Linked DNA regions of Homo sapiens: region 1 is linked to region 2. Evidence: chromatin loops called from intact Hi-C (ENCODE). Cell type or tissue: IMR-90. All regions are shown on one strand. Links, peaks and the distances in the headings refer to the core of each region. The heading gives the core; the rest is flanking DNA.

Region 1 (15,385 bases), core at 5,013-13,012, 61 kb before region 2:
TAACTCGCTTTTGTACTCCTCTATTTAAAGGTCACAAAAGTACGTCATGCTCAATCATAACCAAGAATGAACTCATCTTCCTCTTTTTTAAAAAAGCTCACTGTCCTTTATTCCCCATTTATTCCACTATTCCTCTGGCCAGACAGGCATGAAAGAAATCTTGATGACCTCCTTCCTCTCTTGATCCTTTCATATTAAGTTGCGAAGTCTTTGATTGACATCTCTACCAGTTCAAGTCCTAACCAACTCTCAAGACCTATCTCAAATCTGCTCACTGTAGGAAGTTTATCTTCCCTTTTCCAGCCAGACAGGATCCCTGAAGGAGGGAGAAGAGAGGACAGAGAAAATATTTGAAGAGATAATGACTGAAATTTTTCCAAACATGATGAAATCTATAAACCTACAGATTTAAGAATCTCAATGAACCTCAAATGCAACAAATGTGAAAAAACAAAAAGCCAGCATCGAGGAACATCATAAACAAATTGTTCAAAATCAGGGCTATAAGAGAAAATGTTCATTACCCAAAGAAAAAAAATGTTCCATACAGAGAAAGTCAAGGATGACAGTAAATTTCTCATTAGAAACAATGTGTTCAAGAAGACAGTGAAGCAATATCTTTAAAGTGCTGAAAGAAAAAAAACAAAAATAAACCAAAAAAAGGTCCACTTAGAATTCTACATCCAGGGAAGATAGCTTTTGAAAAACAAAGGTAATTTTTTTTTTTTTTGAGATGGTGTCTTGCTCTGTTGCCCAGGCTGGAGTGCAGTGGAGCGATCTTGGCTCACTGCAACCTCCGCCTCCTGGGTTCAAGCAATTCTCCTGCCTCAGCCTCCTGAGTAGCTGGGATTACAGGCCCGCACCACCATGCCCGGCTACTTTTTGTATTTTTAGTAGAGATGGGGTTTCACCATGTTGGTCAGTCTGGTCTCAAACTCCTGACCTCATGATCTGCCCGCCTTAACCTCCCAAAGTGAGTAAAAATATTTTTAGATATACAAAACCCAAAAGAACTTATCACCAGCAGAACCACACTGTAAAAAATGTTAAAGTCTTTCTGAAAGAAGAAAAATTATACCAGATGGAAATATGTATCTACACAAGGGAATGAAGAACACCAAAAATGGTAACTAAGAGGGTACCTATGTAGTTTTTTAAATTATCTTTTTATCTTTAAAAGATCATGAACTGGCTGGATGTGGTGGCTCACACTTGTAATCTCAGCACTTTGGGAGACCAAGGAGGGAGGATTGCTTGAGGACAGGAAATTGAGGCTGCAGTGAGCTATAATTGCACCATTGCACTACAGCCTGGGTGATAAAGACCCTGTCTCTAAAAAATAATAATAAAAGATAATTAACTGTTTAACCAAAAGTGAGTCACAGAAGGTCAGAGGAAGAAGGAATGTACAATCTCATTTGCAATCTGAATTACTTACTGAATTCATATAATTGGTGGGAGGGCCAGGAATATAAATCAAGTTCTCTGATGCAACCTAACCAAATGATAACAGATATACTAGTCCCCGGTTATCTGTGGTTTTACTTTTCAAAGTTTCAGTTATCTGTGGGGGACTACAGTCCAAAAATACTGAATGGAAAATTCCAGAAGTAAATAATCCATAGGCTTTAAAAAAATAATTTATAAGTTTTAAATTGCATGCCATTCTGAGTAGCATGATAAACTCTCACACTGTCCTGCTCTGTACTGCCCTGGACATGACTCACTCCTTTGTCCAGTGCATCCACGCTGCCTGCATGTATTACCCACCTATTGGGCACTTCGTAATCATCTTGGTTATCAGATCAACAGATCACAAGAAGAAAGGTAGGTACAGTATAAGATGTTTTGAGAGAGATACAGAGAGGGAAACCACATTCAGATAACTTTTATTAAATTGTAGTTGTTCTACAGAACAGAGCCCTCAGAAATAACGCCGCATATCTACAACTATCTGATCTTTGACAAACCTGAGAAAAACAAGCAATGGGGAAAGGATTCTCTATTTAATAAATGGTGCTGGGAAAACTGGCTAGCCATATGTAGAAAGCTGAAACTGGATCCCTTCCTTACACCTTATACAAAAATTAATTCAAGATGGATTAAAGACTTAAATGTTAGACCTAAAACCATAAAAACCCTAGAAGAAAACCTAGGCATTACCATTCAGGACATAGGCATGGGCAAGGACTTCATGTCTAAAACACCAAAAGCAGTGGCAACAAAAGCCAAAATTGACAAATGGGATCTAATTAAACTAAAGAGCTTCTGCACAGCAAAAAAAACTACCATCAGAGTGAAAAGGCAACCTACAAAATGGGAGAAAATTTTCGCAACCTACTCATCTGACAAAGGGCTAATATCCAGAATCTACGATGAACTCAAACAAATTTACAAGAAAAAAACAACCCCATCAAAAAGTGGGCCAAGGACATGAACGGACACTTCTCAAAAGAAGACATTTATGCAGCCAAAAAACACATGAAAAAATGCTCACCATCACTGGCCATCAGAGAAATGCAAATCAAAACCACAATGAGATACCATCTCACACCAGTTAGAATGGTGATCATTAAAAAGCCAAGAAACAACAGGTGCTGGAGAGGATGTGGAGAAATAGGAACACTTTTACACTGTTGGTGGGAGTGTAAACTAGTTCAACCATTGTGGAAGTCAGTGTGGCGATTCCTCAAGGATCTAGAACTAGAAATACCATTTGACCCAGCCATCCCATTACTGGATATATACCCAAAGGACTATAAATCATGCTGCTATAAAGACACATGCACACGTATGTTTATTGTGGCACTATTCACAATAGCAAAGACTTGGTACCAACCCAAATGTCCAACAATTATAGACTGGATTAAGAAAATGTGGCACATATACATCATGGGATACTATGCAGCCATAAAAAAGGATGAGTTCATGTCCTTTGTAGGGACATGGATGAAATTGGAAATCACCATTCTCAGCAAACTATCGCAAGGACAAAAAACCAAACACCGCATGTTCTCACTCATAGGTGGGAATTGAACAATGAGAACACATGGACACAGGAAGGGGAAAATCACTCTCTGGGGACTGTTGTGGGGTGGGGGGAGCGAGGAGGGATAGCATTGGGAGATATACCTAATGCTAAATGACGAGTTAATGGGTGCAGCACACCAGCATGGCACATGTATACATATGTAACTAACCTGCACATTGTGCACATGTACCCTAAAACTTAAAGTATAATAATAATAAAAAAAACCTAAAAAAATTGTAGTTGTTCTATTTTATTAGTTATTGCTTTTAATCTCTTACTCTAATTTATAAATTAAACTTTATCATAGGTATGTATTATAGGAAAAAGCATAGTATATAGAGGGTACTGTTACTATCCATGGTTTCAGGCACCCACTGGGGTTCTTAGGGTATATCCCCCACACATAAGGGGGGACTACTGTACAAAGCTCCTTTCTAACAGACAGGGAACAAAGTCACTCTTTTTCTGGTTTCCAGGTCAAATACTTTTCTCCCTCTCCAGCCCTTCCTCCAGCCATTCCTTGCTCTCATACACCCTCATAATATTTGCACAGTAATTTATGGTCTGCCAACCCTTCCGGGTCTGTTACCTCACTTGATCCTAAGAACAACTCCGAGTTCATAGGTCAGTTATTTGCATCTTTCTGATTTTATAGATGCAAAAACTGAAGCTCAGATCCTAGTTAAATTTCCCAGGGTCAGAGTGTAATCGCTGGGTGAAGACAGGAATTGAATTTCAACCTTCTGATGCCAAACTTTGTGTTCATTCCACCATCCCAGTGTTGCCTCTCTCGTGTGCCTGGAATTCCACATTATTTGGCAACACTCATCTTGTTTCTAAATTATTTTCTCATAACCAAAGTCATGACATTTACAGAAAAAGCAACCTCAGAAAAGCAAAGGTACAACTTTTTCTTTCAGTCAACTCTTGGGCTTATTTATAACACATTCCTTCTTTGAAAGCAGGAGTTCTGAAAATAGCACATCTATCCTTTGCCTATTAAGGGATAGTGGAACAATTAGGCTCAGAACAAAGCTAAGTCCACGATAACTGTGAACAAATTAGCCACAGACTGAAAAACAGCGTGAGTCACCAGAGGGAATAAAATGTACAACTTATCAGTGAAAGATCTCTTGGTTTCCTATTGCCAGAAACTTTAAATGTAAGTGTAGTATGTGTACTGGTATATTCCCAATTATATTGAAAATGATCTATTAGCAGTATAAAATTTGTGGAGGGGAGAGAAATTATTTCATTCAGAAAACATTTAATTCCCTCCCCCTCAGCTTTTTGTGGGTCACTGTGCCAAATATAGATGGGAAAAGAGAGTAAGAGGTCCTCATCTCCAACTTGTTCCTTAGCAGGGACACAGGACACACGAGCTGTAGTGGACTTGCATCCTAGGTACTGAAAAGGATTTTATTTCTTTTTTGATTATGAAGCTTAGTTTGGCTGGATATGAAATTCTTGGTTGGAATTTTTAAGAATGCTGAATATAGGTCCCCAATCTCTTCTGGCTTGTAGGGTTTCTGCTGAAAGATCTGCTGTTAACCTGATGTAGCTGACCTGCCCCTTCTCTCTAGCTGCTTTTAATATTTTTTCTTTCACATTGACCTTGTATTTTTAGTAGAGACAGGGTTTTACCATATTGTCCAGGCAGGTCTCGAACTCCTGGCCTCAAGCAATCCACCCGCCTTGGCCTCCCAAAGTGCTGGGATTACATGCATGAGCCACTGTATCCAGCCTGAGTTCTGAAATTGAATCAGTAATAATAATACTCCTACCAACTGGAAAAGGTCCCAAACAGATTCACAGCCAAATTCTACCAGACATATAAAGAGCTGGTACCAATCCTACAGAAACTATTCCAAAAACTTGAGGAGAATTCCTCCCTAACTCATCCTATGAGGCCAGCATCATTCTCATACCAAAACCTGGCAGAGACACAACAAAAAAAAAGAAAACTTCAGGCCAATATCCCTGAAGAACATAAATAAGGAGACCTGAAAATGTGGAATCGACTTTGGAACTGGGTAATAGGCAACAGTGTGTGCAGGGGAACTGCCTTTTATGAACCAAAACCCAGCAACACATCAAAAAGCCAACCCACTGTGATCAAGTGGGCTTTATTCCTAGGATCCAAGGTTGGTTCAATATATGGAAATCAATGCATGTAATTCATCACATAAATAGAACTAAAAACAAAACCACATGATCATCTCGATAGACACAGAAAATGCTTTCAATAAAATTCAACATCCCTTCATGGCAAAAACCCTTAAAAAACTATGAGGCATCAAAGGAACGTAACCTCAAAACAATAAGAATTATCTATGACAAATCCACAGCCAACATTACACTGAATTGGCAAAAGCTGGAAGCATTCTGCTTGAGAACTGGAACAAGACAAGGATGCCCACTCTCCCCACTCCTATTCAACACAGTACTGGAAGTCCTAGTGAGAACAATCAGGCAAGCGAAAAAAATAAAAAGCATCCAAATAGGAAGAGAGGAAGTCAAAATATCTCTTTTCACAGAAAATGTGATTCTAAACTTAGAAAACCCCATAGTCTCTGCCTCAAAGCTCCTAGATATAAACTTCAGCAGTCTCAGGATATAAAATCAATACACAAAAATCAGTAGCATTTCTATACAACAATAATACCCAAGCTGAGAGTCAAATCAAGAATGCAATCCCATTCACAATAGCCACAAAAGACTTAAGTAGCTAGGAATACAGCTAACCAGGAAGGTGAAAGATCTCTATAATGAGAATTACAAAACACTGCTGACAGAAATCAGAGACGACATAAACAAATGGAAAAAGATTCCATGCTCACAGATAGGAAGAATCAATATTGTTAAAATGGCCATACTGCCCAAAGCAGTTTACAGATTCAATGCTATTCCTATTAAACTACCAATGGCATTTTCACAGAATTAGAAAAAACTATTTCAAAATTCATATGGAACCAAAAAAAGCCTGAATAGCCAAGGCAATCCTAAGCAGAAAGAACAAAGCTGAAGGCATCACATTATCCAACTTCAAACTATACTACAAGACTACAGTAATCAAAACAGCATGGTACTGGTACAAAAACAGACAGACCAATGGAACCAAATACAGAACCCAGAAATAAAGCCATACAAACTACAGCCATCTGATCTTCAATAAAGTTGACAAAAATAAGTAATGGGGAAAGGACTATTCAATAAATGGTGCTGGGATAACTGGTTAGCCAAATGCAGATTAGAACTAGACACCTTCACCATATATAAAAATAACTTAAGATGGATTAAAGACTTCTATTAGTCTGTTCTTGCACTGCTATAAAGAAATAGCTGAGACTGAATAATTTATAAAGAACAGAGGTTTAACTGGCTCACTCCACAGGCTGTACAGGAAGCATGGCAGCATCAGCTTCTGGGGAGGCATCAGGGAGCTTTCAGTCGTGGCAGAAGGCAAAGGGGGAGCCAAGCATCTTACATTGCAGGAGCGGGAGCAAGAGAGAGAAGGGGGAGGTGCTACACACACAGATCTCGCAATAACTCACTATCACGAGAACAGCAGCAAGAAGGATGATGTTAAACCACGAGAAACCACCCCCATGATCCAATCACCTCCCACCAGGCACCACCTCCAATGCTGGGGATTACAATTCAACATAAGATTCGGATGGGGACACAAATCCAAACCCATATCAAGACTTACATGTAAAACCTAACTGAAAAAACAAAACAAACAAAACCCCTAGAAGGACACCTAAGAAATACCATTCTGGATGTAGGCCCTGGCAAAGATTTCATGAGGAAGACACCAAAAGCAACTGCAACAAAAACAAAAATTGACAAATGGGACCTAATTAAACTAAAGAGCTTCTCTGCTCTGCTAAAGAAACTATCAACAGAGCAACCAGACAACCTACAGAATGGAAGAAAATATTTGCAAACTATGGATATGACAAAGGTCTAATATTCAGAATCTATAAGGAACTTAAGCAAAAAACAAAACAACAACAACAACAACAACATTAAAAGTGGGCAAAGGAGGCTGGGTGTAGTGGCTCACAGCTGTAATCTCAGCACTTTGGGAGGCTGAGGAAGGTGGAACACTTGAGGTCAGGAGTTCGAGACCAGCCTAGCTAACATGGTGAAACCCCATCTCTACTAAAAATACGAAAATTAGCCGGGTGTGGTGGCACACACCTGTAGTCCCAGCTACACAGGAGGCTGAGTCATGAGAATCGCTTGAACCCAGGAGGTGGAGGTTGCAGAGAGCCAAGATCGTGCCACTGCACTCCAGCCTAGGTGACAGAGCGAGGACCCTGTCTCAAAAAAAAAAAAAAAAAATTGGTAAAGGACATGAACAGACACTTCTCAAAAGACATACACATGGCCAATAAGTAAATGAAAAAATGCTCAACATCACTAACCATTAGAGAAATGCTAATAATCAGAGAAATCCATCTCACCCCAGTCAGAACAGCTATGATTAAAAAGTAAAAAGAAACATATGCTGGCAAGGTTGCAGAGAAAAGGGAACACTTACACACTGTTGGTGGGAATGCAAATTAGTTCCATCTCTGTGTAAAGCAGCATAAGGGATTTCTCAAACTTAAAACATTCTACCATTCAACCCAGCAATCCTATTATCAGGTATATACCTAAAGGAATATAAATTATTCTCCCAAAAAGACACATGTACACATATGTTCATCACAGCACTATTCACAATAGCAAAAGCATGGAATCAACCTAAATACCCATCAACAGTGGACTGGATAATGAAAATGTGGTACATATATATTATGGAATACTACAGTCATAAAAAAGAACAAGATCATGTCCTCTGCAGGAGCATGGATGGAGCTGGAGGCCATTATCCTAGGCAAATTAATGCAAGAACAGAAATCCAAATACTCTCACTTATAAGTGGGAGCTAAACATTAAGTACACATGGACACAAAGAAGGGAGTAATAGATACCAGGGCCTACCTGAGAGTAGAGGGTGAGGATCAAAAAACTAGCTATCAGGTACTATGCTCACAACCTGGATGACAAAACACTGACAAAACCCCTGCAACACAATTTACCCATGTTACAAACCTGCACATGTACCCTCTGAACCTAAGAAGTTGGAAAGAAAAAAAATAAGACATAAAAAAAAGATTGCTACAGCAATCACTTTTCAAACCACCGGTATTAATTTCTGTCCTGTGATTCAAGAAATATCTTCACCACAAATTTAGAGTTAATGGATTAAGAAAATGATTTCTAATTAACTGTGCATCATTGTGCAGTTGTCCCTTGGTATCTATGGGGGACTGGTTGCAGGTTCTCCCTCCAGATACCCAAATCCACAGTTGCTCAAGTCCCTTATAATAAAATGGTATAGTATTTGCATATGACCCATGCATATCCTCCCATATTTTTAAAATGATCTCTAGATTACTTATAATATCTAATATAATGTGAATGCTACATAAATTGTTATAGTGTATTTTTTAGAGAACAACGACAAGAATAAAAAGTCTGTACATGTTCAGTACAGATCCAACTATCCATTTTTCCCCCCAAATATTTTCAATCCACAGTCGATTAACTCCATGGATATAGAACCCATGGATACAGAACCCATGGATACGAAGGGCCAACTGTATTCTCAAAGTTAAAAAAAAAATAAACACTGGCACTCTGAATACACTGTAATGGAAAATGTCAGGGTTTATCTTAAAAAAAAGTAACGGATTAAAAACAATGACAACCCTAAGTATTTAAAGAGATTTATTAAATCATCTTATCACAAAGATGGAAACATATACAAACTAGAAACATGCAACCATCATCTTCCACAGTCAAGTCACAATGTCAAATATTTTTCTTGCCTCTGCAGATGAAAAGTTCAGATCTTATACCCAACTACTTACTCACCCCGAATATTTAAGTCAGTCTTCCTGAAAGTACTCAGGGTAGCAAGTAACAAAATGCAAACGATTATATAAAGAAAGTGCAGTTAAAAAGGAAACTATGTGGCAAGTACCCTCTTTCCCTTCCCACCCCCCAATTAAAGGCAAACAATGGCACTTTGCTCTTGCTTAACCTAGATTGTCTTCAAAAACTATTAAAATGTAAAAGACTTAACAAAAAAACAAAAAGACGTTTAACAGATGTCAAAAAGCTCCTTAGTGTTTGAAAATAAATGCTTAAACAAAAGACAACATATTTTATATCAAACAAGTTTGAAGAGCCCTGAATTGCAGCATTCTGTAACATAAACAAACAAAAAGCTGGTATAGGATTTATTGTCAAAGGCAGAATTTCTTCAGGCAGGTAAGTAAGGAGGTGGTGGTTCTTTTTCAGGCATTTTCACGGCCATTTCATAGGTTGGCAAAACGTACTAAAGAGAGAAAAAAAATTGTATCAGATTTAATTCTCCTTTAAAATCCTTTGTGAGATAATTCAGCTTTCAGACTTTATGCCCTAAATAGGGTTATACAAAACCATAAAGAAGAGCTGAAGAAACTGTTAGCTAAAATGTTCCCAAGTAGATGCCTCAATAACCTGGAATTTTACCAAGATTGCTAGCGAAGGGGAGGGTGGAGAGAGGGAGGTGGGGAGAGAGAGTCCTGCTTCTGGACAAGGATTCCTAGACAGGCAGGCAGTGGGTGCCATTGCTCTGCCCTCATTCCAGTGTGACCGATGAAGTGCCAGTGCCAATTACACTTCAGGTGTTGAGGAGTTGGGTTAAACCATGCAATAGGAAACACCCAATAAGACGCTAGCTCCTGGATCCTGACTTTCATCAGAATCAGTTTGTAGTCAGAAGATCATGAACTTATATCATGTCTTCGAGGGTAACAGGCACACCTATGCAGTGGAGGAGTGACATTCTAATCGAAGTGACTCCAAGTCTGAAAGCCTGGCCCTAGATGGGCCACATATATTTTATATGCTGAAAACCTGGGAAGGTAGCACAGCAGCAATTAGAGGGCTGTGAAAGGTAGGCTTCCCCAAAAGACCCATGAAACCACTGTATTCATCTCCCCAGACAGGTCAGCTCCCCCGTTGGATCATATGGATGTTTTCTGAAAACAACACAAGTTTCAGTCAATGGAACTCCCCATCCTTAGAAGCCCCAGGCTACATGGGCCTAACACAGCTGTTTCCTGTCATCTCCCCTACAAACATGACACTAATGAGGACCTCTAATGAGTAAATCTAACAGCCAAACTGGATGAGACAAGCGACCCAGGTACTCAGGATTCCAAGTGGAAAATGTTGAATCCTGTGGATTTTAAGCTGTTCATAAAAGTACCCAGGGTTCATGCCCAAACCATAGGTTACAGCATGAAAGAGAAAGTCAAGCTCCAGGTTCTTCTCCTGGAACAGTCAATAGTGACTGGTGACCTTTTACTCTATCCAACAGTAGCTAACCTGAGGAGGTGCTTCAAAGGCAGGGTACACAGCAATCTCCGGCACGTTTCGGTTGTTGATGTATTTATAGCAGTTCCAAACACAGTTAATTAGATAAGCCTGGAAGAATAAAAACAAAGTTGACATCTGCTAGAAACTCAACAGACTACCTGCTCTAAAATGCCAGTGACTTAGAATGCTTTCCCCACACATCCTCTGTGTAGAAGGGAGCTGACCTCTGTGTGGACCCAGCACAGGCCAGGCCCTTTCCCTACTTGCTCTCATTTAAGTGTCATGAGTTTCATCGCCAACATTTCAGAGAGAAACCAGAGATGGAGCTTCAATTCAGGTCAACCCACTGTGCTGCAGAAGAAATTCTGGGTTTGTGAACCTTGGGAATTTTAACAGATTTTCAATACAAATCATGAACCCCTTTTCAAAAACATAAAAAGTAGGTCCTTTCACTCAGAGAAGGATCCTGACAGTTACAACCATTCCTTGGAAACACAACAGAAACCATTCCCTAGAAGCTATCTCTGCTCATGTGCCAGAATAAACACTGTCCCCACAAATCCTCAATCTCCTGTGACTTGTAAGGTGAAAGGCAGCAAAAAGGTTTAGATTCACAGTGTCAATCTCAGTCACCCCTAAAGATTTAGTCAGCAACGTACCTTAAAAATGATGAATAAGGCAAAGAACACAAGAACAATGAACAGGAGGCAGCTGGAGTCCAAGGCCAGGAGGTCATCTTTGTAGGGAAAATCAGGCTATTAAAGAAACACACACACATTTACAAGTCAGCCATCGCACTAGCACTTGCTGATAACCTGAAGAGCATCTGAAGAATACAAAGGCACCAAAGTCAAAAGTGATATTTAATAAAAATGTATAAGCAGAATTTAATTCAAAGTGCTTTTAAATTTTAAGCCTTATCACCATTAATGCATGCTAACAATCACTTAGAGTACATTTGATAACCCACAATGCTCCAAAAAGTCTAAATTTAGCTCGTTTTCTCTTTACTTTTCACTATTTTCCATCTTTCTGGCCTTTGGAAAAACACTATCGCCTATATGGCACTGGAGATCAGTCCCTGTGTCACTTGCATCATTAACTCAGGAGATGCTCAGTTCTGTGTAAGTTCTACAGATAAACTGGGCCATTTTAATGCTACAAGGGGAAAATTATTTTTCTAAATGTCAATCGTTTGTCTCAACTCTCATCAGACAGGGGCAAAAATACACCCACTGGTTACAATGTCAGGCAAGACATAAGTTTTACTGCAGACATACTCTGTTCTACTGAAAAGCATCAGCTATATTCATTTAAATACTTAATCAGCCCTGACTGTGTACAAGGCAATGAGCTAAGTTCAGGGAGAAAGGTGTTATAAAAGAAGAATTTCAGATTTAAAAACTAACCAACAGAGGAAATACCTTCCAGTCTGAGGCACTAAGTGAACAAAACAGAGGAGAGAAAACACCAGGGTCTCTAAAAGGAATAATAAATTTTTATCTTCTTTTCTATAAAGCTGATTTAATTTTTTTAAGTTATGCTTGTTTTTAATGGAAATGTCAACAAGAAGGCCTAATTACATTTTCATTTAAAAAGCAACATAAACAGAAATCCCAAAGGACTGAAAAAAATAGAAAAAAAAAATTTTAAGAACACACTACTCCCCAAACCCCAGCCAGGTTGTCTCCTTGGGAAAAAAGCTGTTTTTTTGATCTTCATCTATAAACAAAAAGAAAAACACAGAAGGTGGAGCTCATGAGGGAATGCTATGCTAAGGGTTTTACTCAGAAGGCAGGGAGGCACCACTTGAAATTTCTCCCCCGGAGATGACATGAGCAGAGAGCCACACAGAAGCCGCTGACCGTGGCTGACCAGGCCAACAGCCCTGCCCCTGGCCACCTTTCTCCAGGCTTCCCCACCCTCCCTCTGTGTGCCAGCCACCATGGCCAGCTTCTAGTGCCCTCACTATGCTGCTTCTTGCCTCAAGGTCTCTCTTTTATCTGGAACATTGTCTTCTATACTTTCTCTATCTTAATTCCTGTTCAAACTCCTGAGTACAATTCAAATCTCACTTCCCAGCCCAGGTTTAGTACCCATGTGATATCCACTCCCACAGTAACCTACAATGGTGTATCAGTTAACTGTCAACTTCCTGATTCCTTCACCAGGAAGTAAGCTCCACTGATGCATCTCTATGACCTAGCAGAGTGCCTTGCACATAAGAGCAACCAGCGAATGTTTTCTGAATAAATGAATGATGAATTTGGTGGTGTGGAAAATGGGCTAGGCAGGAAATCTGGTAGTGGGAAGAAAAGTTCTGAAAGACAGCACTTTGGAAATGAACTGAGGATACTCCTGCCAATTTTCATCTACCTAGATCCCATATCTCCTTCTGACCACCTCCACGACGCCCTCCTTGGCCACCCAGCCCAGAGTTTTCCCTGCCCCCCTCCATATGACATTAATCGAAGTTCCTTATTTGCTGCTGCTGTGACAGCTCCCGCTTGTTATCACAGGTAACATCTTCATGTATCTTGACTCCCCAAATATTACAGTTTGCTCGCTAAACTGTAATATTCGCAGTTATCTTTATATCCACACCATTCACCAACAGTGCCTAGCAAAGGGCTAAAAACATAGTAGGCACTGGAATACTTGCTACAGATGTCTGTAAAGACAATAAGCTAGTCACTTAAAGAGTGCCATACACAGTCAAATTACTGTACCTTTGGATGCTCAAAAACAAAAGCTGAACTACTAGTTCCATAATATCCATTTCTAGGAACTCTTAATACTGCATTATCCAAATGGATGGTAAGAAATTACTCTACTTTCATCTTGCCAGTTTTGTCACAGTAGCTAAGAGAGCAGAAATAATTATTTTAAGACACTTTCAAAAGCAAGCGGAGTAGTTAAAAATAATACCTAAGGCTGATTCAGAATTTAAATGTAAACATTTTACTCAAAATGAAAAAAAAATAAGTTTAATGAGCATACACACTTACTAGTTGATCCAGATATTCTTTGATTCTTGGCAAATAGGTGAGAGAACTAATAGCAACCAGGCAACTGAGGACGAAGTCAAAAAGTCGGTAACAGAAGAATGGAATCAGCCAACCCACTTGATACTGGAGAAAAAATAACAACCATAACATTGTATCACATATAGGAAATTACTAAGCTCCCCTAAGGTCAAACTCTAAAAGATGAAAATACAGTATACTTACAGAAATTGCTCCATAAACCAGCATTGAACTGATTATAAACATAAGAACAGAGACGGCAAAAAGAACACAGGCATTATCTAAGAAAACAAAAACAAAAATCTAATTAAGCTACTTACACAACAAAAAGAACAAAACTTCACTTAAAGCTAGCTTTAAAATATTAAATTTAAATATTTTCAAAATTGGCTATAAAAAGATCTAAGGCCAAGAGGGTAAAAAAAAAAAAAAAAAATCAAAGTCTCAGCATGAAGTAAGGAACCTTGAGACATTCACACAAAGCACTTATTTGTTAAATCGCTCCAACGACTCACTGACATGGGTGTAGGATGGCACATGAACCACATTCTCTGCTAGAGAAACAGGTCCCTGTGCCCTTATGAGCCCAGGAATCTGAAGATGTGCAAACAGATCATTATAATCCAATGTGTCAAGTGCTACAACAGAGGCAGAAACAATTTGCTTTGCCTGAAGCATCAGGAAAAAATATGAAGAAATGACACAAGATGGGTCTTATGAGTAGGGTTTAGCTGGAAGGAATGGCTGGCAATTGCTTAAAAGACAAGTGTATTAAACTCAGAATGCTACATACATTACCCTTTGCTCTAGATAAATATAACCTGAAATTCAAATTTCGCCATTAACCTCACTTCCCCACCCAACCTCCCAAACACCAAAATTCATTGCTTCCTGCACCCTGGTATCTATGTTAACACACACTACTTTCTTCTTCGTTTCTCAACTCTTCCTCAGGTTGTTCCAACTCTCCATTAATCCATGTTCACTAATTTTTTCACAAAACAGCCAAGTAATCTCAAGCAATTCTAAACCGTGCCTGACTTACTGAATTTCTTAGCACAAATCTGTAGTTGATTCTGTGACTCTGGACAGTTTTTTCTTTCTTTTCCTGAGACAGAGTCTTGCTCTGTCGCCCAGGCTAGAGTGCAGTGGCGCGATCTCGGCTCACTGCAACCTCAACCTCCCAGGTTCATGTGATTCTCTTGCCTCAGCCTCCCAAGTAGCTGGAATTATAGGCAAGCACCACCACATCCAGCTAATTTCTGTATTTCTAGTAGAGACGAGGTTTCACCATGTTGGCCAGGCTGGTCTAAACTCCCAACATCAGGTGATCCGTCTGGGCAGAGATTAAGAAACTGGGGGGGATGGGCACGGCAACCCACACCTGTAATCTCAGTACTCTGAGAGACTAAGGTGGGAAAATTACTTGAGGCCAGGAGTTCAAGACCAACCTGGGCAATATAGCAAGACCCTGTATGCACAAAAGATGTTTTAAAAATGAAAAAAGAAAAAAAATACTGAGGGCACTAATAATGATGAATGACTAGAACAACTGCTGAATATTCCCTATTGGGTAAATGTATATACAACTTTTTTTTTTTCTTTGAGACAATCTCACTGTCACCCAGGCTGGAGTGCAGTGGCACAATCTCAGCTCACTGCAACCTCTGCCTCCCAGGTTCATGAGATTCTTTTGCCTCAGCCTCCAGAGTAGCTAGGATTGCAGGCCTGCGCCACCAAGCCCAGCTAATTTTTGTATTTTTAATAGAGACAGGATTTCACCATGTTAGCCAGGCTAGTCTCAAACTCCTGACCTCAAGTGATTCACCTGCCTCGGCCTCCCAAAGTGATGGGATTACAGGCATGAGCCACCATGCACAGCATGTATATATAATTTATCACT
Region 2 (15,385 bases), core at 5,036-13,035:
ACAAAAATAGAGAAGAGTTGCAGTTACTTGCCTCTGCTGTGAGAGAAACCCCAGCCACATCTCCAGCACACAAGAACTTCAAAATGCCTAAGCTAGAGCAGTCAGGTGTTCCTTCAGGATCTTCTCCATCAAGATCTTGCTTCAAGTGCCAGAAATCTGGCCACTGGGCCAAGGAATGCCCGCAGCCTGGGATTCCTCCTAGGCTGTGTCCCATCTGTGCAGGACTCCACTGAAAATCAGACCGTCCAACTCACCCGGCAGCCACTCCCAGAGCCCCTGGAACTCTGGCCCAAGGCTGTCTGACTGACTCCTTCCCAGATCTTCCCAGCTTAGCAGCTGAAAACTGATGCTGCCCGATTGCCTCGGAAGCTTCCTGGACCATCACAGATGCTTTTGGTAACTCTTACAGTAGAGGGTAAATCTGTCCCCTTCTTAATCAATACGGAGGCTACCAACTCCACATTACCTTCTTTTCAAAGGCCTGTTTCCTTTGCCTCCATAACTGTTGTGGGTATTGACAGCCAGGCTTCTAAACCTCTTAAAACTCCCCAACTCTGGTACCAACTTAGACAATATGCTTTTATGCACTCCTTTTTAGTTATCCCCACCTGCCCAGTTCCCTTATTAGGTCTAGGCATTTTAACTAAATTATCTGCTTCCCTGACTATTCCTAGGCTACAGCCACACCTCACTGCCACCCTTTTCCCCAGTTCAAAGCCTCCTTCATATCCTCTCCTTGTATCTCCCCACCTTAATCCACAAGTATAGGACACCTCTACTCCCTCCTTTGCGACCGATCATGCACCCCTTACCATCCTATTAAAACCTAATCACCCTTACCCCGCTCAATGCCAATATCCCATCCCACAGCATGCTTTAAAAGGATTAAAGCCTGTTATAGCATGGCCTTTTAAAGCCTATAAACTCTCCTTACAATTCCCCCATTTTACCTGTTCAAAAACTGGACAGGTCTTACAGGTTAGTTCAGGATCTGTGCCTTATCAACCAAATTGTTTTGCATATCCACCCCGTGGTGCCAAACCCATATACTCTCCTATCCTCAATACCTCCCTCCACAACCCCTCCACAACCCATTATTCTGTTCTGGATCTCAAACATGCTTTCTTTACTATTCCTTTGCACCCTTTATCCCAGCCTCTCTTTGCTTTCACTTGGACTGACCCTGACATCCATCAGGCTCAGCAAATTACCTGGGCTGTACTGCTGCAAGGCTTCACGGACAGCCCGCATTACTTCAGTCAAGCCCAAATTTCTTCCTCATCCATTACCTATCTTGGCATAATTCTTCATAAAAACACACGTGCTCTCCCTGCCGATTGTGTCCGACTGATCTCTCAAACCCCCAACCCCTTCTACAAAACAACTCCTTTCCTTCCTGGGCATGATTGGATACTTTTGTCTTTGGATACCTGGTTTTGTCATCCTAAAAAAACCATTCTATAAACTCACAAAAGGAAACCTAGCTGACCCCATAGATCCTAAATCCTTTCCCCACTCCTCTTTCCATTCCTTGAAGACAGCTTTAGAGACTGCTCGCACACTAGCTCTCCCTGACTCATCCCAACCCTTTTTTCATTACACATAGCCAAAGTGCAGGGCTGTGCGGTCAAAATTCTTACACAAGGACTGGGACCACGCCCTGTGGCCTTTTTATCCAAACAACTTGACCTTACTGTTTTAGCCTAGCCCTCATGTCTGCGTGCAGTGGCTGCCACTGCCTTAATACTTTTAGGGGCCCTCAAAATCACAAACTGTGCTCAACTCACTCTCTACAGTTCTCATAACTTCCAAAAGCTATTTTCTTCCTCACACCTGATGCATATACTTTCTGCCCCCCTCCACTACTTCTCAGCAAGCCAAACTCATTGACTTGAGCCCTCACTCTTGCAAAAGGACCATGTGTCAATATTTATACTGACTCCAAATATGCCTTCCATATCCTGCACCACCATGCTGTTATATGGTCAAAAGAGTTTTCCTCATTACGCAAGGGTCCTCCATCATTAATTCCTCTTTAGTAAAAACTCTTCTCAAGGCTGTTTTACTTCCAAAGGAAGCTGGAGTCATTCACTGCAAGGGCCATCAAAAGGCGTCAGATCCCATCGCTCAGGGCAACACTTATGCTGATAAGGTAGCTAAAGAAGCAGCTAGCATTCCAACTTCTGTCCCTTACTACCAGTTTTTCTCCTTCTCATCAGTCATTCCCACCTACTCCCCCACTGAAACTGCCACCTATCAATCTCTTCCCACATAAGGCAAATGGTTCTTAGACCAAAGAAAACATCTCCTTCCAGCCTCACAGGCCCATTCTATTCTGTCATCATTTCATAGCTTCTTCCATGTAGGTTACAAGCCACTAGCCCATCTCTTAGACCCTCTCATTTCCTTTCCATTGTGGAAATCTGTCCTCAAGGAAATCACTTCTCAGGGTTCCATCTGCTATTCTACTATTCCTCAGGGATTGTTCAGGCCCCCTCCCTTCCCTACCCTTGCCCAGAACTGGCAAATTGACTTTATTCATATGCCCCAAGTCAAGAAACTAAAATACCTCTTGGTCTGTGTAGACACTTTCATTGGATGAATAGAGGCCTTTCCCACAGGGTCTGAGAAGGCCACCGCCATCATTTCTTCCCTTCTGTCAGACATAATTCCTCAGTTTGGCCTTCCCACCTCTATACAGTCCAATAACAGACTGGCCTTTACTAGTCAAATCACCCAAGCAGTTTCTCAGGCTCTTGGTAGTCAGTGGAACCTTCATACCCCTTTCTGTCCTCAATCTTCAGGAAAGGTAAAATGGACTAATGGTCTTTTCCCAAAAACTCGCCAACCAAGCAAGTAATTACACTGAACCCCCTTGGGCACTCTTTAATTGGATGTCCTAGGTCCTCCCAACTCTTAGTCCTTTAATACCTATTTTTCTCCTTCTTTTATTTGGACCCTGTAGCTTCCGTTTAGTTTCTCAATTCATCCAAAACCGCATCCAGGCCATCACCAATCATTCTATATGACAAACGCTCCTTCTAACAACCCCACAATATCACCCCTTACCACAAAATCTTCCTTCAACTTAATCTCTCCCACTCTAGGTTCCCACGCTGCCCCTAATCCCGCCCTGAGAAATATCGCCCATTATCTCTCCATACCACCTCCAAGGATTTTTGCTGCCCCAACACTTCAATACTATTTTATGTTATTTTTCTTATTAATATAAGAAGGCAGGAATGTCAGGCCTCTGAGCCCAAGCTAAGCCATCATATCCCCTGTGACCTGCACGTATATGTCCAGATGGCCCGAAGCAAGTGAAGAATCACAAAAGAAGTGAAAATGGCCAGTTCCTGCCTTAACTGATGATATTCCCCCATTGTGATTTGTTCCTGCCCCACCTTAACTGAGCAATTAAACTTGTGAGATTCCTTCTCCTGGCTCAAAACCTCCCCCACTGAGCACCCTGTGACCCCCACCCCTGCCTGTAAGAGAAAAACCCCCTTTGACTGTAATTTTCCACTACCCACCCAAATCCTATAAAACAGCCCCACCCCTATCTCCCTTCACTAACTCTCTTTTCGGACTCAGCCTGCCTGCACCCAGGTGATTAAAAAGCTTTATTGCTCGCACAAAGCCTGTTTGGTGGTCTCTTCACACGGACGCACATGAAACCGGGTTCAAGCAATTATCCTGCCTCAGCCTCCCCAGTAGCTGGGATTACAGGCACCCGCCATCATGCCCAATTAATCTTTGTATTTTTGTAGAGACAAGCTTTCACCATGTTGGCAGAGCTATTCTTGAACTACTGACCTCAGGTGATTTGCCCGCCTTGGCCTCACAAAGTGCTGGGATTACACGCGTGAGCCACTGCGCCTGGCCTAACTTCTTTTCTTTATAAATTACCCAGTCTGTGGTATTCTGTCACAGCAAAAGAAAACAGACTAAGACAGAGTCCCTTGATGTAATCATCAGGGGGTCCTTGGCACAGAGCAGGGCATAGAATAGATCTGGGCAGAGAGGCAAATAGAAAATACTCAACACAGTGCACGTACAGATTTCCATTCCCTCCTCATTCCATCCTTAGCTGTTTGGATTAATCATGTTCCTACGTCTTTCCTCTAGGACCTACAATGGCTCCCACTGTCTTCAGCACCAAGGTTAATCATTTTCGCATCTGAGGAGTCTTAGCCTTTCCCCTGTAATCTCCTGGAATGCATCTACTTTTCTAAGTGGACAGGACTCCTAGACAAACAACTAATTCATTGTGGTTCAATCCAGCCTCACAGCTTTTGCCTATGCTATTCCCTTGGACAGTCATGGAACATAGAGTTGGGAAGGCTTTTAGGAAGATCTGTTCTTACCCCTTTATGGCCCAGACAGGAAACCTCAGACTTGGTAGGAAGAAGTGACACACTTAAAGTGACACGCTTCTCCCACCTACCAACCTTCCCTAGCCTCCTTTCTCCAGCCATGGTCTCTGCTAGAAAGCCATGCAGGCTGCCTGTCCTGTCCTTGGACTGCATTTAAGGTTCTCCCCTTTGATCACTGACTGCCTTGTTTCTAGTTGCTGCCTGTCTCCAACTCCCTCTTCCTTGACCAGAATACAAAGTTCTTTTTCTTAACTTTCGCTTCAGCATAGTGTTGGGAATTTGAATGCAACAATTTTCTTTTTAAATTACATCCTTTGATTATAGTTCAACAATTTAATCATAGTTATTAAATAACTTAAACATCTGTCTAGTTTGGTACCTGTGGTATAATGGGGGGATAAAAAACCACAGGCTTTAGAATCAAATAGCCTGGGTTTGTTTGTATTTTTTTAAAAACAAACCTTTGTTGAATTTACTCTGGTGAAAGAAGTTCTTATTGCAGCTGAAAGTGTCACACACAGACTGGGGAGTAAATGTCCTGTCCTGGTAGAGTGAGGACCCTTCTGATGGATGTTTAAACTACTTCTGCATTTTGCACTACTTCCCCTAAGACATGATAACTTTTGAACAAGATTAACTTCAATATGAAGTTTAATTTTTTCATTAGAATCAGGATTACCAAACACCCTTTTCTCTAGCTTTGTTGTTCTTCACCTGCAGTCCCTGGATAAATTTCAAGGATCTGGTGAATTCTTTTAGAGAGTATGTAGAAGTAAAACCACCTTTGCAAAAATGATAACAGTGAGAACATTATGGCAATGGCAGAGATCTGATCTACCAACCCCACTCTTGCCTTCAAGCTGACTTCATTATTCATAGGCTTAGGGCTAGCTTTGGAAGACAATAATTTATAGTTTAAATAATAGCCCTTCCCCCAAAACTCAACCACCTTTGTAAAGCTAATGAGAGACCACCAGGTTAGGGGGAGGAGAGGAGCCTAAATTCTGCTAAGGTGTAGACATAAATTATTGCCAGCCATTATTCCGGAGGTCACAAGATACACAACTTTTCCAATCACTCCTGCAGATAACATCATTCTTGTGGAACATAAGGTTGGCCTTTTGAGATAGCTGCTAGCGCCTGTTTTTATCAGAACAGAGCAGAAAAGATTCTTTTGAACTGATAGCCCAAATATCAGTGACTCTGAGTTCCTATTAGCAGGAGGCAGACCCTCAGTACCTCTGCAGCCTGTGTTTGACCTCTTGGTTATTTTCTGGGCATCTTCAAAAGGGGACCCCAAGAGTTCCCGAGCCCATTGGTCCACCACAGATGTCCTGGCACTCCTGGTATCCTCTCTTGGTCTGGCCTCCCCAGCCAGTGCCCATTGCTCTTCAAGTTTCCTGAAGGACTCTCGGTGATGTGATCACCTGAAAGCCGCCAAGGTCCACTCCCCATGGCCAGAGCAGTGATGGTGCTCTGCCTCCGTGTAAATGAGGAAGAAAAGTGCTATTCCTGATCCTGCCTCCCACCAAGTGCCTCATGAAAGCAGCCCCTCGGCTTCCTCCCTCTGTTCAGCCTGCACCCCCTCAAAGAAGCCCTCTCCGCCTGGGATGGCCTCCCCAAGCACACTGGAGCGCCAGCTCATGGAGGGCAACATGTCCATAGCTTGCTGACAGTATGCACTCACACAGTTCAGCTATTAATTTCAACGTGTTGATTAGGTGGTGTTTATAATATTTTTATTTTTTTAGAAACAGTTCTTTTACTTCCGAACAATGTAGTACAATTATCTGTGAGCATATCTGTGGTGTTTATGTATTTTCATTTTCCTGAAGAAAAAGCTTTCGAGAAGCCCTCATAACGGCCGGTGTGAAATGCCTGGGCAGTGACCGCCTCACCCCAGGAACAAGCCACGTGAAGGCCCAGGGTTGTCCCTCCTCCTCCTCCACACTTCGGAAGCTCTTTTCTTCCCTTCTTTCCACATTGTCCCTGCACATACACCCCTCGCCACCTCCTACCCCACACAAATTCCCAGCAGCTTTGGTGACAACTCAGACATTCCTCATTACACGGGTCTATACACAATCTTTTATGAGTTAATAACTACAGTTTCCCCCAAGGACAATGGTCACACTACATTTGTGGGACTCAAGGGCCCTTTTTGCTGAGGAAGGAAAGAAGCCAGGAAAAAAAGGAAGGAAGGAAGGAAAGAAGAAGGAAGGGAGAGAGACAAGGAAGGAAGAAAAGCAAAAAGAAGGATCTTCCCTAAAAGACAACTGAAGCCTCCACCTCTGGTGTCGGAAGCTGTTTGCAACCCCTTTCCCACTCAGGGAAGCGTTAAAGTTCTTAGGGGTCAGCTTGAGGTTGAGCCCGTTACACAGTGTGAGCACTCAGGTGTGAGCATGCAGGTGTGTTGTGTCAGCGTGTGTGTGAGGGTGATGTGTGTTCACACTGTCCAGGGCTAAAGGGGTTCAAAATACCCTTCTTATTCCATTTCCACCTCTTATGACCTTCAGAACCTTGAAGTTTTATCAGAGGAGTGCAATGGAAGCAGTTCCTCCTTCCATTGCAATCACCTTCTCTCATCTGTTGGGACCTTTAAGAAAAGGGTGGAGACTATTCCTGAGCCAATACTAAGGGATATTGCAAAAGGCAGAATGAAGCTGGGGACGTACAATGAGACCTCCTGGGAATGACTGCTGCGAGGAAGCAGCCTGAGCCAGATCTCTGGCAGGCGGTGTGAGGACCTCGTGATGGGGGCCTCATGATGGCCCTGACACAGCGGGGCCAGGCTTTTGAGTAGAAGGGACAGCTGCAGGGAGTTAGAGGTGCTGGCCCACGCAGGCAGAGGGGAGGAGTGCCAGCGATTATGTTGGCCTTTTTACACACTGATTTTTTTTTTTTCCCTGAAGGTAAGGATGGGGCAGAGAAGGTTCTCAAGCAATATTCTGAAATGAGCATGAATCGATGAATCATTTTCCAGAGCTTGGGGGCTTTCCAGGGACAGTGAGCCCCAGGAATCTGACACATGGACTCTTACCAAGAGAAATGGAATTCCTGAGTGGGGACTGCACAGGAAGCAGTAACGCTTTTCAGCATAAACTGTAGTCATCCTGGCCAGGGCTGCAGGCAAGTGAGGGAGCAGCTGCGCCCGGGGTCTAGCAAAGCCCTGGTTCCTCCAGTGAGACCCAAAGCATCTCCTGAAGGAAGGTCTCTTAAACGACCCTCAGAATCGGATTTCGCTCTGCATCGAGTTTTCTGAAACTTGAAGATCAAATGCTGAGGTTACAAATGCTTTCCATTATTTTCTTCATGGTTTTCTAGATTTTAAAACATTGCTCTAGCCAGGGTGTTTTCCCAGCCCCCACGTCCATGGCACCCCCAGTCTCTTCTCTGCACATCTGGATTTCCTACGGGGTTTCACTGGTGTCCAGGGCCGTCACCCAAAGGTGCCTGGCCTGGAGTAAGCAGAGGCTGGAACACAGCCTGAGCCTGGAACACAGCCTGAGCCCTGCTTGTCAAGTTCTGCTTCTGACCAGCGGAGGGGGGCCCAGACTGGGTGCCTATTTCTAATTCCTGGAAAGGTATGTGCCCGCCGAGGCCCAGCTGGTGTCCCCCTCTAGATGAAGTCACCTGCTGGGGCCACCACGACCCACCTGGGGCCCGCTGCCAGATCCCACCAGCCTCTGCCGCCTTTGCCCGGTGCCACTGCCACTGCCCCAGGTCACCACCATGATGATGAACCAGGCTCCCCATGAGGTGCCATAGCGGCACTATGTTGTCTGGGGTCTTCCAAGCCACGTTGTTACAGGAAAATGCTACACTTCCCAGATGGTTTCAAAGTGCAAGCTGCAATAACTCACAGAGCTTTGGTGAAGTCACTCATTCTATTTTAACTCAACTATGGAACTAACTCTACTGTTGAAGGCATGAGGGCGCCGGGCGGGGGAATGAACCAGAGTGGTGGCCATTCTGTGGGCCTTCCAACATTCCTCATCTTCGAGATTTGTCAGTAAGGGATTCTTACTGATTCAGACTTGGGTCTGGGTCCTCTTTGTGAAGATACACTTTGTGTCCTCAAATTTGAATGTTTTCCCAGAAAGCTCTTGTGTCCCCAAGACAGATTTCTGGTGGCCTCCCCATCACTGAGCCAGGCAGGCCCACACATGCCTGCCCCAGGCTTAGGGTGGGGCGTGCTCCATCAGAAAGAACAGGTCGATCTTCTTTCCTTCTTCCCTTCCTTCCAGGTTACACAGCGACATGCAAAGTCCTCCCCAGTATGGACCACATTGAAGCAGGTGTGAGGCAGACACCAGGGCTTCCCAGCCACCAGGCTTCTTTGGCCACTTTTTCGTCTTGTCCTGGTAGAAGGTGGCCATGAATCCAAGCACCCCTTCCAGCCTCACGAGATGAATTAATTAGCCTAAACTGTTTGTGGTAATTCCTTTCCCCTTGTGAGCAATTTGGCACTTTTTGGCACCCAGTCTCTGGTGTGACCTCGCCATCCTCATTGGCACAGCCACCCTGGGAACAAAAGCCATCCTCACGTGTCGCTGAGATCCCAGCCATGTGCACACTCAGCCCAGGTAGGCTGCAAGGGCAGAAGCCTCTGAGACCCACTGACTCTTAGCCTTAATTCTTCCAAATCAACTTTAATTTGCCCCAAATCCCCACACACCAGGACTGTGCCCAGGCTGTGGGGGTCTTACACAGCGTGAAAACTTCAGGAACTTCCTGCTGTCATCAGTTACTGGTCTTCCTATTTACCGTTTGGACAACCACAGACTGAAGGAATCTGAAATGGACCCGTCGGGTCAGTGGCTCTGAGCCACTGTGGGAATGTCTGGCAAGGCTGGAAGCCCTGGGGTCTAAGGTCCAGGGGGCCAAGGTGCACCTGGGCTGGCCTTTTGTTCACAGGCTTCCCTGTGATCTCCCTCCAGCCTGGGAGAAAAAAAAAAATCTCTCTTCCATGCTCCTCTCAAAGGCACCCCCTGCAGGACATCCACACGGTCTCTCTGGGAGCTTGGGCTTTTATTAAAGACACAGCAAGCCTGCCTTGCCAAAATCCCTCAGACAAGGCCATGCCAAGGGCTGGCGACCTCCTGGTAATGTGAGAAGACACCAGAAGAACACGTACTCCTTTTTCAATTAACTGTCCCCCCATCTTTCCGAGGAAATCTGACTCCTGTACCAAGCTTGCCTTCTAAACAGGTTGAGAGCCTAGAAGCCAAGGGACAGGGCTGTGAGGGGAAAGACTGGGCCCAGCCAGTGAGTGGGGGGCAGCCTGGGAGGAGCATGTTGGCAGCATGAGCCCAGCAGGGAAAGAAGGCCTCTGGCCTCTGTCCTGAATGGCAGGAGGAAGTCACCGTCGGCCACCCTCACAGCCCAGGGTTGGGGCTTCTGGAGTGACTGATATCACCCCACGTATGAATCTGGCCCTGATGCCAAGGACTGTGATTCAACAAGGCAACTGGGGCCATACACAGGGGTGCTGGGCCCTGTAGGAGACAGTGGCAAGGCCCTGCTCTCAGGCTCCTGGGTCCCAGTGGGGAGGCAGCCTCATGCATGGATCCTTAGCCCGTGAGGAGCAGGATGGCTGCAATAAGGAGGAGGAAGCCTGAACAGCTGATTCCTCCTTGGGCGGTGGGTGGGGTTGGCTCTGTGGGATCTGAGAAGGCTTCTTGGGAGAGGTTGGGTTTAAGTTAGGACCTTGAGACAGGCAGGAGGAAGCCATTCTAGAGAAAGGTGGCAGTTTCTGGGAGGGGTTTATAATTGAAGCTGGGGCATCAGGGGTATGTCAGAAGAAGGAGGGGCAGTGGAAAATAAGCTTGTAAAAACAGCTTGAGGCCAAACCACAAAGAACACTGAATGCCTGGGGAGGGGGAGTTTAGTTTGAATTTTTATTGTTTATGCATGGTCATAGTTTAAGGATCCCTGCCCCCAGTCTCAGATTTTGCCTTTTCCTGCTTCCCAAGCTTTCAGCTGGTTCTTTTAGTATTTACCTTCATAGCTGTAAATATTATGCTTAGATTACTATTTGATTTTTCTACTTATAATGTCATTCGTTGAGTTTCTGCTACAGAAGATGAGATGTTTATGTATAGTGAGAGCAGTATACATAAACATACTTCCTATCCCTTCAAATAGAGTTACATTATAATTTTAGTTCATTAATAGTTTGCATTACATTATTATTACTACATCAACAATACTCACAGCTGAATCATATAGTAGACCATGGTAACCTTTTGCTTGCTTATTTTGTACTTTTCCTGAAATTAATCATTACCTTGTTGTTTGCTTCTTTGTTTTAGTTTGTTTAAGTTTCTAAGTACTTATTACTAATGAAACCCCAAAGTTTTTGTCAAGTATAGACATCTCCTTTCAGGCTGTTCAGAAAGCCTGTGGTGTCCTACCAACTTCACCCTCCTGGGAAGCTCTTCTGAACCCTAGAGTCCTGTGCATAACCATTTGGGAAAATCCCTTCATCTCTCTCCTGGGTTAAGGTCCCCTTGCCTTCTTCCTCATTTCACCCCTATGTTTTGATAGAGCACATCCCCCAGTAGCTTTCTGAGAAAAGGTGCATTTGGGGCCGTGATACTTGAATACCTGGAAAAGTCTTTTCTACCCTTGCAGTTGATTGATAGGTTGGCTGGGTATAGGTTTTAGGTTAGAAATCATTTTCCTTTAGAATTTTGAAAACACTGCTCCATTGCTTTAAAAAATGTTGCAACTGAGAAACATAAAGCCAGCTTGATTTCTGTCTCCTTTGTATGTGATGGGATTTTTTTTTTCTGTTCTTCTGGGAGCTTTTACATCTTCTCTTTGTCCCCAGTGTTGTGAAATTTCACAATAACCGACCTTGCTGTAGGTCTCTTCATCCATTGTGCTGGAATGGGCCCTTTTAATGTGGAAACTTGTCCCTCTTGTCTGGGACATTTTCTTGAAATATTTCCTTGACAATTTCTCTGACAGTAGGTATTTTTTTCCACCCTTTGAATATAGATGGAAATACCATTTTCCCCAGAATGTAACCAGATCTTGTCGTTCTAGAATGTAGCCAGGGAAGCAAAGGCATCCAGCTAAGTTTGCCTGTGGTAGGAGTCAGAGCGTAAGCTTACTTTGGAAAGGGAGTTCTGCGGTCCACTTTCTGCCTCCGCTGAAGGCCTTCATGTCGATGAAGTGCCTGGGAGGTCCTAAGTCTCATCTTATTAGAGAAACTGCTCCTGAACAGCCTAAGATGTCACCCCATGCATCAGTTCATAGTCTCTTACTCTGCTTGATTTTACTTGCCACATCATAGGTGCTCAATGCTCATTGTTTGTCAAATTGAATTATTTGGGACACAATTTTCCCGTCTGTAAAATGAAGGTGCTGGACTAGAATTCTAAAAGTCCCAGTAGCTCCAATGTCCAACAACTATGCTTATGTCACTGTGTTGGAAAATGACTTATAAAAGGGAATGAAATAGTCTCTGTAAATATGTTTCTCTGCCCACATTTAATGAATTGTCTACCACAATGAGGGGGAGTCCTATTTGTGGGAGCCTGTGTCCATCCTACTGAGTCAGTGGTTGATGGGGGTGGGGTCCTGGCTGCTGAAGAGCCAACTGGGACCGCAGAGGCCCCTCTGAGAGCCCTCAGGCTGCCAGACACAAAGCCTGTACCACCTTCAGGATCTGAGCAAACTCAGTGAGGCTGGACCAGTGAGGAAAACGCCCTCCGTCTAGAAGAACAAGTTACTCCTTCCCCTTCTAGAGGCCCTGGGAGTTGTCCTAGGCTGTTCTTACCCTGGCCCCTTCCCACTTTAATCTAACCGATGACCAAGCCTCCTCCATCTGCTCCTAGGGTTTCTCACCCACCCACCCTCTGCCCTCCATTCTCATAGCCTACCTCAGATGGCTTTCATCATCTTTTATCTGGCCCCTGTCAACTGCCTCCTAACTCCCATCCCTCCACTTAGTTTGTGCTCTAAAACATTCTCCTGGCTAGGCCTGGTGGCTCACACCTGTAATCCTAGCACTTTGGGAGGCCACGGTGGGAGGATCTCTTGAGTCCAGGAGTTTGAGACCAACCTGGGCAATGTAGTAAGATCCCATCTCTATGAAACACTAAAAAAAATAGCCTGGCATGGTGGCACATGCCTACAGTTCCAGTTACTCAGGAGGCTGAGGTGGGAGGATGGCTTCAGCCCAGGGAGTTGAGGCTGCACTGAGCCATGATTGTGCCACTGCACTCCAGCCTGGGCAAGAGAGAGAGACTTTGTCTCAATCGATCAATCAATCAAACATTCTCACCAGTCACCAGATACACCCTTCCAAGGCACAAAACAGACTGTGCCCTTTCCCTGTCAAAAACCTTCCACTGCCCGGCTGGGCGCGGTGGATCACGCCTGTAATCCCAGCACTTTGGGAGGCCGAGGCGGGTGGATCACGAGGTCAGGAGATCGAGACCATCCTGGCTAACACGGTGAAACACTGTCTCTACTAAAAATACAAAAAAATTAGCTGGGCTTGGTGGCAGGCGCCTGTAGTCCCAGCTACTCAGGAGGCTGAGGTAGGAGAATGGCGTGAACCCGGGAGGTGGAGCTTGCAGTGAGCCGAGATCGCGCCACTGCACTCCAGCCTGGGCGACAGAGCCAGACTCTGTCTCAAAAAAAAAAAAAAAACAACAAAAAACAAAAAACAAACAAACAAAAAAAACACCTTCCACTGCCCCCGCCAATAGGAGAGAGAAAAGAATTCCATAAACACCCGTACTTCATACTTCAGTATCATGGCAGACAGCGCCCACCGCACGGTTGTGCCACCTGAGTCCCATAACAGCTCTCTGACCCAGGCAGAAGTCCCCTTTGAAAGATGAGAAGCTGTGGCTCCAGGGGACACATGACTGGCCTAAGGGCACTCAGGAGGCCTCCTGGAAGCTGGGTCCCTTACCTCCAGCCAGGGACCCTCCCAGTGCCCATCCCCTCCCCTAATTACCTCTAAAGACCCAGTCTGGTTACTTGCTATGAACCAGTCTCAGGCATTGGGAACCACAGGGATGGGCCAGAGACACACACAAACCAAGAAAACATCTTTGTGGTATCACAAAGCAAAGTGTGAGATGTCAGCCGGAACCAGGAGTGGCCAGCCTGGACGGTTGCCACTATGGAGGTCCCCGGAGTAAATGTCCGCCTACCCTCACTAGGACCCGTGGGAGGCCAGTGTTCCAGCGGCCACTTCAGGAGACACAGGGTCAAAGGGCTGATGTGTCTTTCTGTGATTCCGTCCTGAGGGGCCAGAGGGGTGTGACCAGGGAGTGCCTGCCCCAGCACATAGGATGCCCCAGTGTGGAGTCCTTAAATGAGCAGGCAGCACGTGTTTACTGGAACCCATATTGAGCCAGAGAAACACAAGAGAGGTAAAAATTATATCATTGTAAACAAGAAACCAAAGTTGCTTTTCGTTAATGAGGTGAATAAAACTGACATTTGCATCAGTCATCTTGCATCCAGCACAAGAAACCTGCCCGTGGGTAAGGCCGCCCTCTTGCGTCGCTGCCTTGTAATGTCAACTCGTCTTAGCCGCATCTGCCCCTTCTCCCTGCGTGCAGGTCAGCACTTGGTACGTTCCTAGGGAAACACCAGGCTTCAGTTGGCTCCTTGGGGCAGGGGCAGCAGCCGCCCAAGCCGGGCTACAGCTACTCTATCCGAACCAGTTTGTTCCTTGACACTTTTTACATGTTTACGCTCTCAAAAATTATTGAGGATCCCAATATGTTTATGTGGCTAATATCTACTGAGTTATACCATACTGGCAACTAACACTGATAATTTTAATATTTATTTAAAAATTTCATTTTATAATATAACTTTTTCTTTTTCCTTTTCTTTTTATTATTTTTTTCTTTTTTTGAGACGGAGTCTCGCTCTGTCACTCAGGCTGGAGTGCAGTGGCACAATCTCGGCTCACTGCAACCCCTGCCTCCTGGGTTCAAACAATTCTTGTGCCTCAGCCTCCATCTCATGCCTCCTCAGCTGGCACTACAGGCGCCACCACACCTGGCTAATTTGTTTGTATTTTTAGTAGAGACGGGGTTTCATCATGTTGGCCAGACTGGTCTTGAACTCCTGACCTCAGGTGATCCACTCGCCTCAGCTTCCCAAAGTGCTGGGATTACAGATGTGAGCCACTGCGCCCAGCCAGTATAACATTTTAATAAAAATAACTAGTTTTTTTTTAATGTACAGAAAGTGGCATTATTTTATACTTTTGCAACCCTCCCTTTAAGACCTGGATTAGTAGAAGACAACTGATTTTCACATTTGCTTCTAAACGCAATCTCTCGCCGTATCATATCATGTAGCCTCTGGAATACTCCGCTGTACACCTGAGACAGAATGAAAGTGGAAAGGGCAAATAACGTGTTTGTATGGTTACATATTTTTATTTTTTCCAATCTGAATAGCAATCAGTTTATATTGTTATGAAAACAAGTTTGATCTTGGGACGCTCTGTCTTGAAAGTCGTGGGAATGCCCAAGCAGCCCCAGACCACTTTGAGCACTGCTGAATTAAGAATATGGTCATGTGACATCGGGCACGGTGGCTCACGCCTGTCATCCCAGTACTTTGGGAGGCCGAGGTGGGTGGATCACCTGAGGTCAGGAGTTCGAGATCAGCCTGGCCAACATGTTGAAACTCCATCTCTACTAAAAATACAAAAAAAAAAAAAAAAAAGCCGGGCATGGTGGTGGGCGCCTATAATCCCAGCTACTCTGGAGGCTGAGGCAGGAGAATCTCTTGAACCTGGGAGGCGGAGATTACAGTGAGCCGAGATTGTGCCACTGCACTCCAGTCTGGGCAACAAGAGCGAAACTCCATCTCAAAAAAAAAAAAAAAGAAAAGAAAAAAAGGATATGGTCATGTGAGCCTCAAGTCTGGGTGTAAATCTAGAACCAAAAAAAGGGAAAGTTTCAGTGTCTATCTTCAGCATCCAAGTCCCTTTTTTTTTTTTTTTTTTTTTTTTT

The links. Hi-C counts contacts between places; a loop is a spot of excess contacts. Peaks named below come from ENCODE experiments on the same cell type or tissue, not always from the same donor. Only the 100,000 strongest peaks of a DNase experiment are listed, where the experiment ranks them.
Region 1: it touches region 2 in a loop (4-fold over the local background); 4 of 110 quality-filtered maps call a loop at or near these places.

The regions. Positions count from the first base shown.
Region 1 is chr2:20,023,852-20,039,236 of GRCh38, forward strand. LAPTM4A (lysosomal protein transmembrane 4 alpha) reads right to left here. Exons shown (of 7, transcript NM_014713.5): 3 at 13,687-13,763; 4 at 13,465-13,587; 5 at 11,116-11,211; 6 at 10,466-10,564; 7 at 8,799-9,428. The coding sequence ends at 9,354. Among named protein-coding and RNA genes, the nearest start is that of MATN3, 19 kb to the left of the region's middle. In IMR-90, for the core only: no CTCF peak of the experiment used is centred there; no DNase peak of the experiment used is centred there.
Region 2 is chr2:20,084,449-20,099,833 of GRCh38, forward strand. All of the region lies in intron 2 of LAPTM4A-DT (LAPTM4A divergent transcript), which reads left to right. Among named protein-coding and RNA genes, the nearest start is that of LAPTM4A-DT, 40 kb to the left of the region's middle. RefSeq lists enhancers at 6,810-7,311, 7,312-7,811. In IMR-90, for the core only: a CTCF peak has its summit at 9,371 (motif pointing left); DNase peaks (open chromatin) are centred at 7,103, 7,403 and 9,363; H3K4me3 peaks cover 167 bases; H3K27ac peaks cover 4,939 bases.